2 separate regions of the Homo sapiens genome follow, and region 1 is linked to region 2. The links are chromatin contacts, found by Hi-C in ENCODE. All regions are on one chromosome and are shown on one strand. Each heading gives the region's core, a stretch centred on a gene start or an enhancer-like site at or near the end of the contact. The rest is flanking DNA. Distances are from core to core; before and after follow the strand shown.

Region 1 (6,765 bases), core at 2,307-4,806, 800 kb after region 2:
CTTGAACTCCTGACCTCAGGTGATCACCTGCCTCAGTCTCCCAAAGTGCTGGGATAACTGGCATGAGCCACTGTGCCCAGCCACACTAAGTGTTCTTGAAGTTGAATCACCACCTAACTACCATGAAAACCTGGGGCTTGAAGAGAAATTTATTAGAATTTAACAAAATAATGTGCATATGAAAAATCTCCATCTTAGGGACATCTTTAATTTTGTCCTTTATGGTCACTTAGATCTCATTTACATGTGTAACAGTTAGATGCATTAGAGCCTGTAATAAAACTTTAAGCCAGTGTTTTTGTCTGTTATTCTTTATTTCTTTCTTTATTTTTACTATTTGTTTCTAATGAGAAAATGTGTTAAAGAAGTTAAAATGCACCATCCTGGTATTCGCAAGTGATATTATCACTAAGTTATCTATGATTTGTGATCTGGGTGTTGCTTCTGTTGTAGTTGTTGTTTAAAGGTAAGAGAAGCTACAAAACTTATCTTGATTTTAAGGAAAATTTACCCACCTGCCCACTACACTATTCAAATCTTTCAATTTTAAATAATAGAAAACAAAAAAAGGAACAGGAGTAAAGTGTTCCTGGTTCCGTTACCTCCTTCTTTCCCAAATGCTCACATTGTACATAGCTTCAGTACAGTTATCCAAACCAGGATAATAGTTTCCTGACTGTAATAGTTGCCTAAAGCTGCCTTACTAGGTCTTGCAAAAATCCACATATAATTATCTTAGGACTCAGCAATTCTACCTTTAGTATTTACCCCAAAATAATAAAAACTTATAAGTACACAGATGCTTAATAATGGATGTTCACAGAAGTCATATTCATAATAGCTGAAACCTGGAAATAACCCAAAAGTACCTCAATAGGTGACCTTGAAAAATTGTGGTATATTCATCAGTGGAATTGTATTCAAAATAAATAGGAGTAAACTACTGATATTTACAACAGAGAGGAAGCATGAAGTATGATGTGTGAATGGAATTCATTTTTCAGTGTGATCCTCCGATAATGTCTTCCTTATGTTGCCAGATATTCTCATGATAGGAAAACTGGTACACTTTAAAGGATACTGACATTATAGAGGTAGAATTGCATTTTTTCACGTTATTCTTCTCTAGTGTTTATATATAACTCCTACTTTCAGAGCAAGGCCAATATTAAATATAGTGTTGCTCTACGTTCATTACCATGACACAGTACCCTACATCTGTGTTTAACTACCTTTTCTCCTTTTGAGAGTAGCAATTTGGGTAGTTGCACTGCCAGCCAAATGGCTATTACCTCCGCCTACTTTGAAAAAAAAAAAGCAAACAAACAGGAAAAACAGACTATAAGAAAAACAGACTATAAATAGAAGTATGTATCAATGTTATAAAAAGTGCAATGGAGCTGGCATTCTCTAGGGTTGTGAACAAATGCTTGATTTATATAAAAATACGATCCTCTAGATAGTTTCCAACTTATTATGCAAAACTCCAATTAGTTGTTCTTTTCCTTCTTCGGTGTTGCTTCAGGTTTCTGCTTCCTATTCTATCTCGTTTATGCCTGCTGCTTCCTGAGGCTATTCCTTTTCCACCTTCCTGATCCATAATCATGATCTCAGGTATCATCATCGTCTGCTACACTCTTACCCCAAGTCAGCTATGAAAGAGCTGGATTACCATTGTGTAGAAAAACATATTAACAAATACTTGTGAATGTTAAGCCATATCTAGTTTTCTCTACCTATGATAGGGGCTATTAAATTTCCATAGAGCCCTGTTCTGATCCCTAGAACCAAGCCTAATTTTAGGCGGGAGAGAACCAGTAGGCTGGAACTTACAAACTCACTGTGTGCTAATCTGCTAGCAAGCAGTATGACTGTTGTTTTTAGTGTTGCTGCTGGAACCTTATTGATGCTACTAAATAAAATCTTAGCCTCCTGATGCAGCTAATCAGCAAAAATTCTAAAGCCAACAGTCACTTGCAGTTGTTACTAGACCCACATTTGCCCACAGTAGTCCACAGCCATCTGTTATTGCTGTTGCTTGTGCTGCAAGGCTATGAAAAGCAGAACAAAAATCTTGCTTCTGTCTGTCTTCCTACTTCCTGTCAGAGCGACCACTTGTAGAAACTAACCAAGAGTTTCCCAGCAAATGGGAAATGTAGTGTGTACCTTTCTAGCCTCCTGAGTTACACAGGAAGCATAGGATAGAAATAAAGCTGAGAATCAAGAGGCAGCTAACCCATACAGTACATAACTGTGTCAGTCCAACAATTTCCTATATTTAGGTTCATTTTGATAGGAGTGTTTTTTCGTTTTCATTTTTCCTTACACAACATAGATCCTGGATATTATTTAGAAGATAGGCTGTTTATTGAGATGCTGTTGAGTAGGCAAAATACTAAACTCCGTAGGTCTAATCAATATAATAATCTGATACTAAATGCAATAAATAATCCCAGATACCTAACCTTGAGTGGGAAGGCTGAAACTGGCTTTTGCAATATATATGTATATTAATTTGGTCGTCCAAGGGATTTTCAGTTAGTCTGTATTTTCAGTTCTCTTTGTAAACTGGAATTATCTAGAATAATAATTTGAAACAAAACATTGAAAGCACCCATCAAATCTGCTGATGTCTAGGCTAATGTGTGAAGAATAATGTGTGTGTGTTTGTGTGTATATTAAAGAGAGAGAGAGAGACCAACAAGAAAAGCAAAGGACCTATAATTGATAATATATTCAAACTCTAATCGAGATAATAAATAAAAGAAGTTTATATTACAGCTAAGATACAGTTTAGCTAGAATATCAGGTCATTGTTTCTTTCATGTTAATTTTGGGAAGCTGTCAGTGAGAAGTAGTGATCAAACCCTGCTCAATAATCAGGTAATCCCAGTGCAACAGTAGCAGAGAATGTGGTCAAGCAGTTTCATCTTGTTTCTATAACCAAATCTCTGCTTTACTGGGATTGAGATTGTTAGAATCTGCTAGCAGGCTATTTTCAGTCTTTTCCAAATTATTCTTTCTTCTGAGGGAAAAAAAGCCTATTTTATAAAATCCTTAATGTCATAACCATTGTGGTCATATAAGCGTTGCTTCAACTATTTTATCAGTTTCCTCCAAAATGATACCTAAGATTTTAATGCATCCTTTATTATTCATAAAGACTTGAACCTGTTAGGTTATTTGCTTGTCAGTTTAGTAAACATAAATATAATGTGGAAATTAGACATCAAAATTTGCACTGGCCTTAGCAGTCATGAAATCTTTCCCAGTTAAACCTGAACAGGGCTTGATTAAACGAAAGTGAGGTTCGTTAGAACCAAGAAGGACAATTATCATTAGCTTCCAAGAAACTAACTTGGTTATTGTCTTCATTTCCAGGGAGTTTCCTGGTCTGGTTTTTGGACAGGATTTGATCTTCCGCTTATAGATAAAAGTTTGTTAGTCACTGAAAAGGAAGAACTGACGAGCGTGGAAAGATGGACAGGCTTATGAGATGTGAAAAGGGCAGGAGTTTGTGCAGAGGCAAACTGCTTCCAGTCCAAGAAAACAACAAAAGTCATATTTTGTCTCACTTCCTTTTTCTTCATCCCCTTGCTTCTTGTAGTATGACATTATTGGTTAAAAACACAGAAATCCAACGACCTAAATTTACATATTCTATAATGGTTTGTAAACTTAGAAAGTGAATTCTTCTCTCCGTGCATGAGAACTTTATAAAATGCAGACATCATAGCACCTACCTCATAGATTTTTTTATGAAAGTTAAGGCAAAATGTAAGCATTCTATAAATATCAACTCATTTCCTTTTTTGTCCTTTCTCTTTCACTTTGCTCAGCTGTTACTGTTTCCCTATCAATTTGTGCTCCCTGGTTTTACTCATTGCAGTTTTCTTCTTTTTCTTTCTCTGTTGTTCCTCCTCCTTCTTTCTGCTTCTCCTCATGTGGGTCTTCTAGTCAACAGTTTCCACTTTTCTATTTCCCTCTCCTTCTGCTTCTCTTCATGTCTTTGTCTCTGACCTTCTTGCTTCTCTTTAATTCTCATCTTTCTTTCTCCCCCCATGTGCTCTCTGTTCTCCACTCGCACAATAACTTGTCTCATTCGCCATGGCGGTACTTACTTTATCTTTAAAAGAACTTGGCAGTGTTATTTGTCTATCTTGTTTATTATCTCATTAATTTGCCTTCGTAAAACAAATGATGTGGGCCAGCTGTGGTGGCTCACGCCTGTAATCCCAGCACTTTGGGAGGCCGAGGGGGGCAGATCACGCGGTAAGGAGTTTGAGACCAGCCTGGCCAATATGGTGAAACCCAGTCTCTACTAAAAATACAAAAATTAGCTGGGTGTGGTGGCGCGTGCCTGTAGTCCCAGCTACTTGGGAGGCTGAGGCGCAAGAATTGCTTGAACCCAGGAGGCAGAGGTTACAGTGAGCCAAGATTGCGCCACTGCACTCCAACCTGGGCGACAGAGCGAGACTCCACCTCAAAACAAACAAACAAACAAAAAAACAGATGATTTGTTTCCTTGCCTGGTGATAAGGAAAAACAGAAAATTCAATATAGATATTGTAAGTGTGCAGTCTAATGATTATACAGAGCTAATCATTTAAGGATATGTTTCTTCTGAGCCTAGAACAGCCTCACAGGGCATTGATCACTTACGTCAGTGCCTGGGATCACCATTACCTACTTACCAAGAAAAAATTGGCTCCATCAAACCGTAGTTTCTGCTTTTTCCCAGAATGACTTTCCTGTTTATCTACATAATGAGAAGATTGAGGCCACAAACCTTAAACTACACCTCATTTAGTTCTGTTTATTTCTACTTTCATATCTTTCTTCCATTATCTTTTTCTTTCCTTTCATTTTAGAGAAAGTTTTCTTCACCCTTATTTCCAAGCTTTGTCTTGCCATATTTTTATATTCTTCTCATCCATTACTTTCTTGTCAGTCTTTCCTTTTCTTTTCATAATCCTCAAAAATCTCCCGTCTAGGATTCTTCCTTCAATTTTGAAATATACCAGCCTCTTAAAAGGTCACTTGGTTTTATTGTCTTTATCAATCATCAAGTTATCCTTTCATGAATAGTTATTCATACATGAATGGCCTCTACATGCTACTTCCACCTCCTCTCAGCATATTCTAACACTGCAATTTTATTTCTTCCATTTGTCCAGTGAATCACCAAGTCCAGTGATATTTTCTTAGGCCAGATCCTCCTGGACTTTCTACAATTTGATAATTTTTTTCTAGATTTCACTTCTTAAGAGAATATATTCAAGAAGTAAGAGGCACACAAAATGGAAGCTAAAATTGTTCTGCATTATGTAATTGTTTTTAGTTTGTAATATGGAAATAGGTAAAAGTCCTCTTCCCTTCATCTTTCAGACTAACCTCCTAGAAATAATCTTCTAGCATATTAATGTTAATTCCAATAACTATAGCAATTTAGTTTCTTTAGTTTCTAGTAATTCAGTTTTTTTAAAAAGCTGGAATAAACATCTTTTAAAATCTTTATTTGAGTCTTTATATTTATCATGTGTACAAATATATATGCTATTTTAAGTGTAATATATAATTTATAATATATAATATACATATTATATTACATATAATATGTAATTTATTTTTTAACTCTCCCCTTTTGCTGATTATATTTTCAAGCTTATCTTTTATTTCTTCAGATATATAAATCATACCTATAATCTATGTCTAACAATTTATGTCTAAATTGTGAGAGTCTGTATCATTGGCTTTTTGTTTTAGTTGTTTTTTTCTTATGGTGCTTAGTTTCCTGCTGTGTTTGTAAATTTTCAAGACTCTGAGTTCTCATTTTCCTTGAGAACTTATGTGTGAAGATTCTTTAAGACTTGATTTATAGATAGTTTCTCCAGAAAAGAAATTGTGTCAGAGACTGGGGAAAACTATCAAATAAAGGCCACGTTATTTCAATATTTTTGACATTGAAAAATGTTTATGGAAATATAAGTTACCTGTAGAAAAGTGTGTTAAGTCAAAAATTGACCTTATGAATTATTAAAAGCTAAAGACACTAATCATTCAAGTAAAATAATGGGACTTTGTCAGGAACCTCCCGGTGCCCATTTCTTCACTTCTTCCCAAAAGTAACTATCACCTTAATATCCAGTCTGCCTGTGTGTGAACTTTTCTCTACAACTTTTTAGTTTTTTTTAATGTTTCAACCTAGAGAAAAGTTGAAATAATAGTAACTTGAATACCCAGTGTTTGTTTCTTAGATCACTGATGTGTCAGCATTTTGCAGGTCCAGGGCTTTACCTTCTGTAAGTTACCAAAATCCACTTGGCAGGGTCTAGCAGAAACTTTAAGGGTGAAAGAGTATTTGACACTAGGTTACATCTCAGCGTTCTGGGTTGTACTTCATTTTGAAGCTCTGTGTTTTTCATACTTTGATGTCAGTTCAGTGTTGCATTTAGAATGACTTTTTAAATATATATTTTATACTGCATTATTGTTTCATTGGAGGGTTGTGCAGAATATCTAATCTACCATATTGTTGAAGCAGAAGTTTGCTAGATTTTAGATGTAATTATATAGACATTGGTTTAGAGAATTAGGAGAAAAACATATGAGTGGAAATCATAATGGATGTCAATACTTCTGAAATTTAAAAGGACGAGCCACTGAGTTCTTATTTATTATAAAGAGTGCCGACAGACTAGGCTGGGGAGAATAAATAACCTTATATGTATGGTGAGCCTATCTAATGTGTTGTCTAAGTGAGAC
Region 2 (6,817 bases), core at 880-3,379:
AATCTCATCTGAGTTTAAATCAAAATTTCAATCTTTGAATTCAAAACTTAACCCTAGTGTCAGCTTAGGCCTTGGTGATGTTCACTTCTATATTTATCATGTAAGCAGTCTATGTTTGTTTTGCATAGAGATATTTAATAAGTCATTTAAAGGTTAGGTTCCACAAACAGTTTTCTTTTACTCAATGCAATATAACAATACAACATTCCTATTATGATATCTATTTTTAATATGAAGACAGTTTAATGTTTTATTCTCCATAGTAGCAAATGATTTTTATGGAATAAGAGTCTTACATATATTGGCTAGATGATTGACGATTATGGAAATCAAGTTGATATTGCTTTGTTAATCTTTACATGAAGTATGCTCATTTAAACAAATATATCATTTGTGAATTATATACAAACAATGTAATGTAGGTGAATTGTACTGACACTTTAAAGGTAAATATAGTGTTTGGATTTATGTGATCTCAAAGAACAAAGCAGCTATATGACTAACAAATCAGCTGCCCTTCGTGTGATGGCTTCTTTATGTGTTAGTCATCTATTTGGGACTCTCTTATGATTCTAATAGCACATTTTCTCATGAAGATAATGTCATGACTTCCTTGGATGGAAACTTCTAGTTGTCTCACAACATCTATTCTCCTTTTCTTTCTTAGAACCCTGTGTTTTAGGTGGGCCTATTGCCAATCAAAGATTACCTTTAGTAGCTCATCTTGTGGCTAGATATGGCATATGATTAAATCTAGGTCAATAATATGCAGGCGGAAGCATAATATGAGACTCATGAGTAGTGATGAAAGAAAAAGGGCCTGCTCTTATGTCAATCATCTTCTCTGTTGCCTCGAACCCAGACTTAATGATGGGATCTCTAACAGGTTTTTCAGACTATGAAGTAATTATAAACTTGGAAACAACACTGAAAGTGATGAAGCACATGATAGAATTCCCAGTCTTTGTGACACAGTGAAGCCTCTCTACTGGTTTTAGATTTCTTAGCTTCAGACATTTTTTAAGAAAGAGAAACTTCTATCACATTTAAGCAAATATTATGTTTGACATTTCTGTTATATGCAGCTGAATCTGACAGAATCCTAAATTTTCTTTCAAAGAAGATTAATAATTTTTAAAATACACATGTGCTCAATATATATCTGATACTGGCAGCATGTTAAAGAGGAGGAAGTGATCAGCTTATTCTAATGTAGTTGATGGTATCAAGTATAATGAATACTGAGAACCAACCACTGGATCTAGTAATGTGAAGATCATTGCTTGCTTTGAAAAGAACAGTTTTTAATAACTATTGACGAAAAAAGGAGACATGAAAGGAGCCAAAACACATTTGAAGTAGGTTTAACAGAGAATGGGAAGAAAGGATTTGCAGAAGAGGATCTACACAAGTCATTTAAATAATTTTGTTGCAAAAGTGATAAATAAAAGGAGAAAGCAACAGAGGAAATGGGATTAGAAGGTATTTTAAAAGAAAAAATAAAAGCATTGTTGCATGACCGTAGGTATGATCAAGGAAGAGAAGGAAATATTGCTAACGCAGAGCCTAGACCAACTGGGAGGGATGTGATATAGAGCCCAGAGGAGCAATCACTTCAAATGGGAACATGGATGGCTCATTTATAGGCCCAAGTGGGAAGGCAAAAGTTGTGAGTGGGAATGGTGGTAAGTGAGTACAAGTCGTGGTGGAAGACTATGCCACTTATGTATTGCTACAGTTTTTAAGAAATATAGGAAGCAAGGCCATTGGCTAAGAGTGATGATAGAGGAGATTTGGAGGTGTGAGAAGAGAGTCTTTTAAGGGGATGCTTCCCAAACTTAAATACACTATGCAGAAGAATCTCCTAGTATCTTGATAAAACTCAGGTTCGTATTCAGTAGGTCTAGGATGGGGTCTGAGATCTGTATTTCTCAGAATATCTAGGTAATATCAATAGTGTTGGCCCATGGGCTACACATGGAGTAGCAAAGTTCTATGAGAAATGAGAAAGTTGAGTGAATCAGGAAAGTACTGAGTGCGTAACAGCATTAAACATCTACTGGAGTTCATTGCTGTTAACTGAAAGTGAAACTAATCAGAATATTTGTGTGTTTTGTTCCAACTACTCTGGGCTTAAATGAGGCCAAATGTGGCTGGAAGTGAAAGTGAAAATGATGAAGGAAGAGAGATATGAGTCAAGGGTGTGTGCACTGGAGAGGTTATAATTGGTAAATTTAAGCTGGGTTAGGAGGGAGAAGTGTTACAGAGTGAATATATCCTGCCGCAACTCATTTGTTGAAGCTCTAACCCCCAGTGCAATGGAATTTAGAGGTAAGGCCTAAGGGAGATAATTAGAGCTAGATGGGGTCATGTAAGTGGGTCCCTCATGATGAGATTAGTGGCCTTATAAATAGAGTATGAGAGAGACCTCTCCTCTCTTTACCCAAAAAAAAAAAAAAAACAAAAAAAAAAAAAAAAAATATCAGTGCACCCAGAAAAGATCTTTGCACTGAGGAAAGATCACATGAGGACACAGCAAGAAGGCAGCTGCCTGCAATCCAAGAGACAGCTGTCACCAAAACCTGAATTGGCTGGCACTCTTGATCTTGGACTTCCCAGCCACTGGGACCATGAGAAAATACATTTCTGTTATTTAAGCCACCACACTTCGTTATGGCAGCTTGAGCAGACTAGTAACGAAGGAGACGGAACAACAAGAAGGTAAGGGTCAGTAAAAACAGATTCGTGAAAAAGGTGATGTTGAAATTTTTGTGATGAGGAGACTAGATAATGAGATTATAGTTGGGGAGGATACCAGGTACTGACAATGTCAAGGTCTAGGATGTGACCATGAGACTGAGTGGTTGAATTAGGGTGGAAGACAAGCTTTGGGGAAGAGGGGAGTTCAAGAAACAGAGGCGCCCACATTTAAAAGGACTATTCATGTTCTCATCAAAACCTGAAATAAAGAAGAGAATGACAGTGAGTCAGGGGCTAACAGTTATAGTGACTGATGTAACTGATGATACTTTCAAAGATGCAAGTTTCAAAGAGAAGAGGTAATAATGTGCTAGAAATGACAACAGTAGATACCTTTTGCTGAATGCCTTCTAATACAAGTTAAGCACTCTGTAGACATTGTGTCTGTTCATTCACAAATAACATCACCATTCACACCATTCATCACCATTCATAAATAAAGAATCTGAAGTTCAGAGAGGTTAATTAACTTTCCTAAGGTCACACAACTAGTAAGTGGATGTACTATGGTTTCAGAACCAATCAGTTTGAATCTAAAGGCCCCATGATGGATAAGCTGCTTATTTTAAAGTTTTTTTTCCTTAATAGTTTTTACATATCCAGAAGCAAAAGCAAGAAAACATTTTTCAACAGTTTCATCTCCTCAAAAATAAACAGAAACTAGAGCTAGAGCTAAAAGCCTATTTCTTTCTTCTTGTTATTCAAACCACACTCACTTCATACTACCTCATACACTTCAGTCTGTGATATGATACATAGTAGGTCTTCCAGACTTTAAAGTTTAATGTTCCACCTTTGTGATTTTTGTCATTTCTACTTACTTCCTAAACCCAAATTCTACCTGATTTAGCTTTCTCCTAGGGAATGATATCTATCATACCACAGTTTAGTGGGGAAATAATATTATTTTAAAATGCAGTGAAATATATAACTAGTAAAGTATACTTGTGTACAGAGAAAAATCAAGTTCTATCTCACTGGTAGCAAGCATATCAAATTTGGGGAAATTCAGGGATGGAGGCTATGGCATCGGGCTAGAAGTCAAAAGGCTAGAGTTCCGGACTAGCTCTTCCACTTATGGAGCTGTGCACTTGCAAAATATGCAGACTTTCAAAGCCTCTGGTCTCTGGAATGGATTTAGCACAATCTTGGCACATTGTATATTTTTCAATAAATATTAGCAAATATATCAATAATTTTCATGTCACCCACTGGTTACTTATAATCCCTCAAATATTTTGCCTCTTCTTTGTATCTCTGGAAGGAGATGAAATAGCCTTTCAACTACAGGTTTTCTAAAAGCTGGGTGTGCACTGTTTCTGCTATGCTACAAGAAGGTGAAACCATATAACTCAAAAGAAAGAGACAATCCTAAGAAAAATGAGTTAATTTCATAAACCTGAGTTGTAATTCTCAGATGCAGAATATTAAAAAGCCAACACTTTCTGTAAGAGCTTTCAGGACTCCAGGGGAAGCTTGATCTGTCTAATAAACTATAATGATAATAACCAAGCATACCTCACAGGGGTACTAAGCTTTAATGACTCAATACTCGTGGAACCTTTTGAGCACCTCCAATGTTATGTAAGCATAAATGAATAAGTAGGGACATTATATACCATTGTTATTTCTGCATTAAATTTATCTTGATAATTTCTTACAATATCTTATAAGGCAGGCACTGTATGAGACTAATACATGAACAAAGATATGAAAGAAATATAATATATAGTAGTGCTTTCCAATGAAATAATTATACTCTTATATTAGTGAAAGAGAATGGGGTCATTAATTGTACCTCTAAAAAGTCATTCCTCGATTGTAAAGAAGGCAAATGAGAATCTGGAATAGACACTTAAGATATAAATGTCTATAAAGAGTTTGAAAAAACACTTGCTATTTTTTTTTCCTATGGAAGAGACATCTAAGTTTTTAGATGCATTTTTTACACTGAAGAAATTTTAATGATTCTTTCACTGTTTAAGTTATAACTTCATAAAAATTTCATACATTTTTATATATCTTTCATCTTGCCTTTCTATCCTCTCCTCCATAGCATCTCTGTGCTATGATAGTACTTTAATGTCCTAGTTTAACAATAAATCCTCGCAACCCTATATATGTTTGTCATATTTTCCAAAACACACAACTGTAATTGTTATACTGTCCTGAATTTCAACTGAGGTAGCTAAGCATAGGATACAATGACACAAGCAATCTCTTCAACAAACTTTGGTGTAATACCTGGATCTCCATCAATGAAAGAGTCATTTTTGTCAGAAAATATCAACCTTTAAAATGGAAAATCCCCTGAAAGAATTCTACTGAGGAGACTGCTCTTCTCACCCTTGCCTTTTTTCTTCTACCTAGCTGACATCATTTTCCTCAAGACAAAGGGAGTTTGTAAGGGTGAGAGGAGAGAAAAAATAATCAGTCATCTCTTCATGAGGAGAGTAATTCTGGGTGTGACAATTCTGTACCAAGGTTTGAGCAGATTTCACTTCCTGAGACAGGACAGGGGATGTTGGGAGGTGGGAAGACATCAATACTAAATCCACATGCTTCCCATTCTTCCTAGGAGCAGACAAGATTGGCAATAAGCAGCAGAGTCACATGCCTCCAGTACCAAGATCATATTTTCCATTTACTGAATATTATTCTCAGTATTCTGGGTCAAGGTCCAGAACTTTCATGCACAGTTAATTGTATTTTACGTGTCAAACACCCTAAATTTTGTCCCTCCGGTAGCATTGTTATCAATAGAACTCAGACCTGGACCAGAAGGGGCTGTGCCTCAGCAGCTGCTAAAGCTGCCTTTCACCACATACTCCCCACAGGGCCAAGGACATGTGGCCACTCAGAGCCTGTGCTCCACCTTGTAGACCATGACATGGGTACCTGGGACTCTGGATGGCTGTTCCAAAAGCCCCAAGCCCACTTCCCAGCTCTGTGGGGCTCTTTCCTGAAGTATCTCTTTCTGCTGAGTTGCCGGCAGGGTGTGTCCAGGGTGAACCACAATGGTGTCAAGAAACAGCCGTGTGTTCTCATTGTTCAATTCCCACCTATGAGTGAGAACATGCAGTGTTTGGTTTTTTGTCCTTGTGAGTTTGCTGAGAATGATGGTTTCCAGCTTCATCCATGTCCCCACAAAGGACATGAACTCATCATTTTTTATGGCTGCATAGTATTCCATGGTGTATATGTGCCACATTTTCTTAATCCAGTCTATCATTGTTGGACATTTGGCTTGGTTCCAAGTGTTTGCTATTGTGAATAGTGCTGCAATAAACATACATGTGCTTGTGTCTTTATAGCAGCATGATTTATAATCCTTTGGGTGGGGGGGGGGAGGGGGGAGGGATAGCATTAGGAGATATACGTAATGTTAAATGATGAGTTAATGGGTGCAGCACACCAACATGGCATATGTATACATATGTAACTAACCTGAACGTTGTGCACATGTACCCTAAAGCTTAAAGTATAATTAAAAAAAAAAAGAAACAACCGTTAACAGAGATGTCCATTGTTCTTTGTTGTGAGGGTGTCCTGAGGGCACTGGAAGCCCCTCAAATGCAGGATGCTGCTGGGATGGTCAGAAGCAGCAGAAGAAAAGTGGATGGTGGAGTGGAGACAGCTAGAGGCAGGGGACCAGCTTCCACCATCACATTCAGTTGCAGACCAAAGGGTCTGAAAATTCTAAATGAGAATCTTGCCTTCCAGCCTAGCCTCGGCCTCCTTCTAAGATGTTTAAAGAAAAGCCTGGGACATAGGGCCTGAGGTCACTAAGTGGACAGAGGATTCCAGGCATGGACTGGGTGAGGTAAAGACAAACCTCAAAGCCACCAAGAAATTTCTCCCCTTCCCTGACTGAGCTACCTTGCCCCCACACTGTTTATGGCAGAAACAAAATTCAGAAATTATGCTATTCATGTTACTGTTCCTTTACACATATTTTAAAAGCTTTTTTCTTATAAAGCTGTATTCATTTGTATAAATGTACAAACTTTTTACAGTTTATCTTTCTTATTCCTTTTTTATATTTAGACAGGCTGGA

Evidence for each region. A loop is a pair of places that touch in the nucleus more often than their neighbours do. Pooled maps may share reads with other maps.
Region 1: a loop to region 2 is called in a pooled map, with 9 times the contacts of the local background. The contact joins two enhancer-like sites. A Hi-C loop is called at or near these places in 2 of 37 single-sample maps with no recorded cell type and 7 of 50 pooled maps.

Annotation. Positions count from the first base shown.
Region 1 is chr7:13,054,100-13,060,864 of GRCh38, forward strand. All of the region lies in intron 2 of LOC105375158 (a long non-coding RNA gene), which reads left to right. Among named protein-coding and RNA genes, the nearest start is that of ARL4A, 370 kb to the left of the region's middle. RefSeq lists enhancers at 3,602-3,701, 3,832-3,891. Within about 2 kb of position 3,557, at least 3 of the 41 ENCODE cell types and tissues checked have a DNase peak (open chromatin) inside an H3K27ac peak, as active enhancers do.
Region 2 is chr7:12,255,687-12,262,503 of GRCh38, forward strand. No RefSeq gene overlaps it. Among named protein-coding and RNA genes, the nearest start is that of TMEM106B, 48 kb to the left of the region's middle. Within about 2 kb of position 2,130, at least 5 of the 41 ENCODE cell types and tissues checked have a DNase peak (open chromatin) inside an H3K27ac peak, as active enhancers do.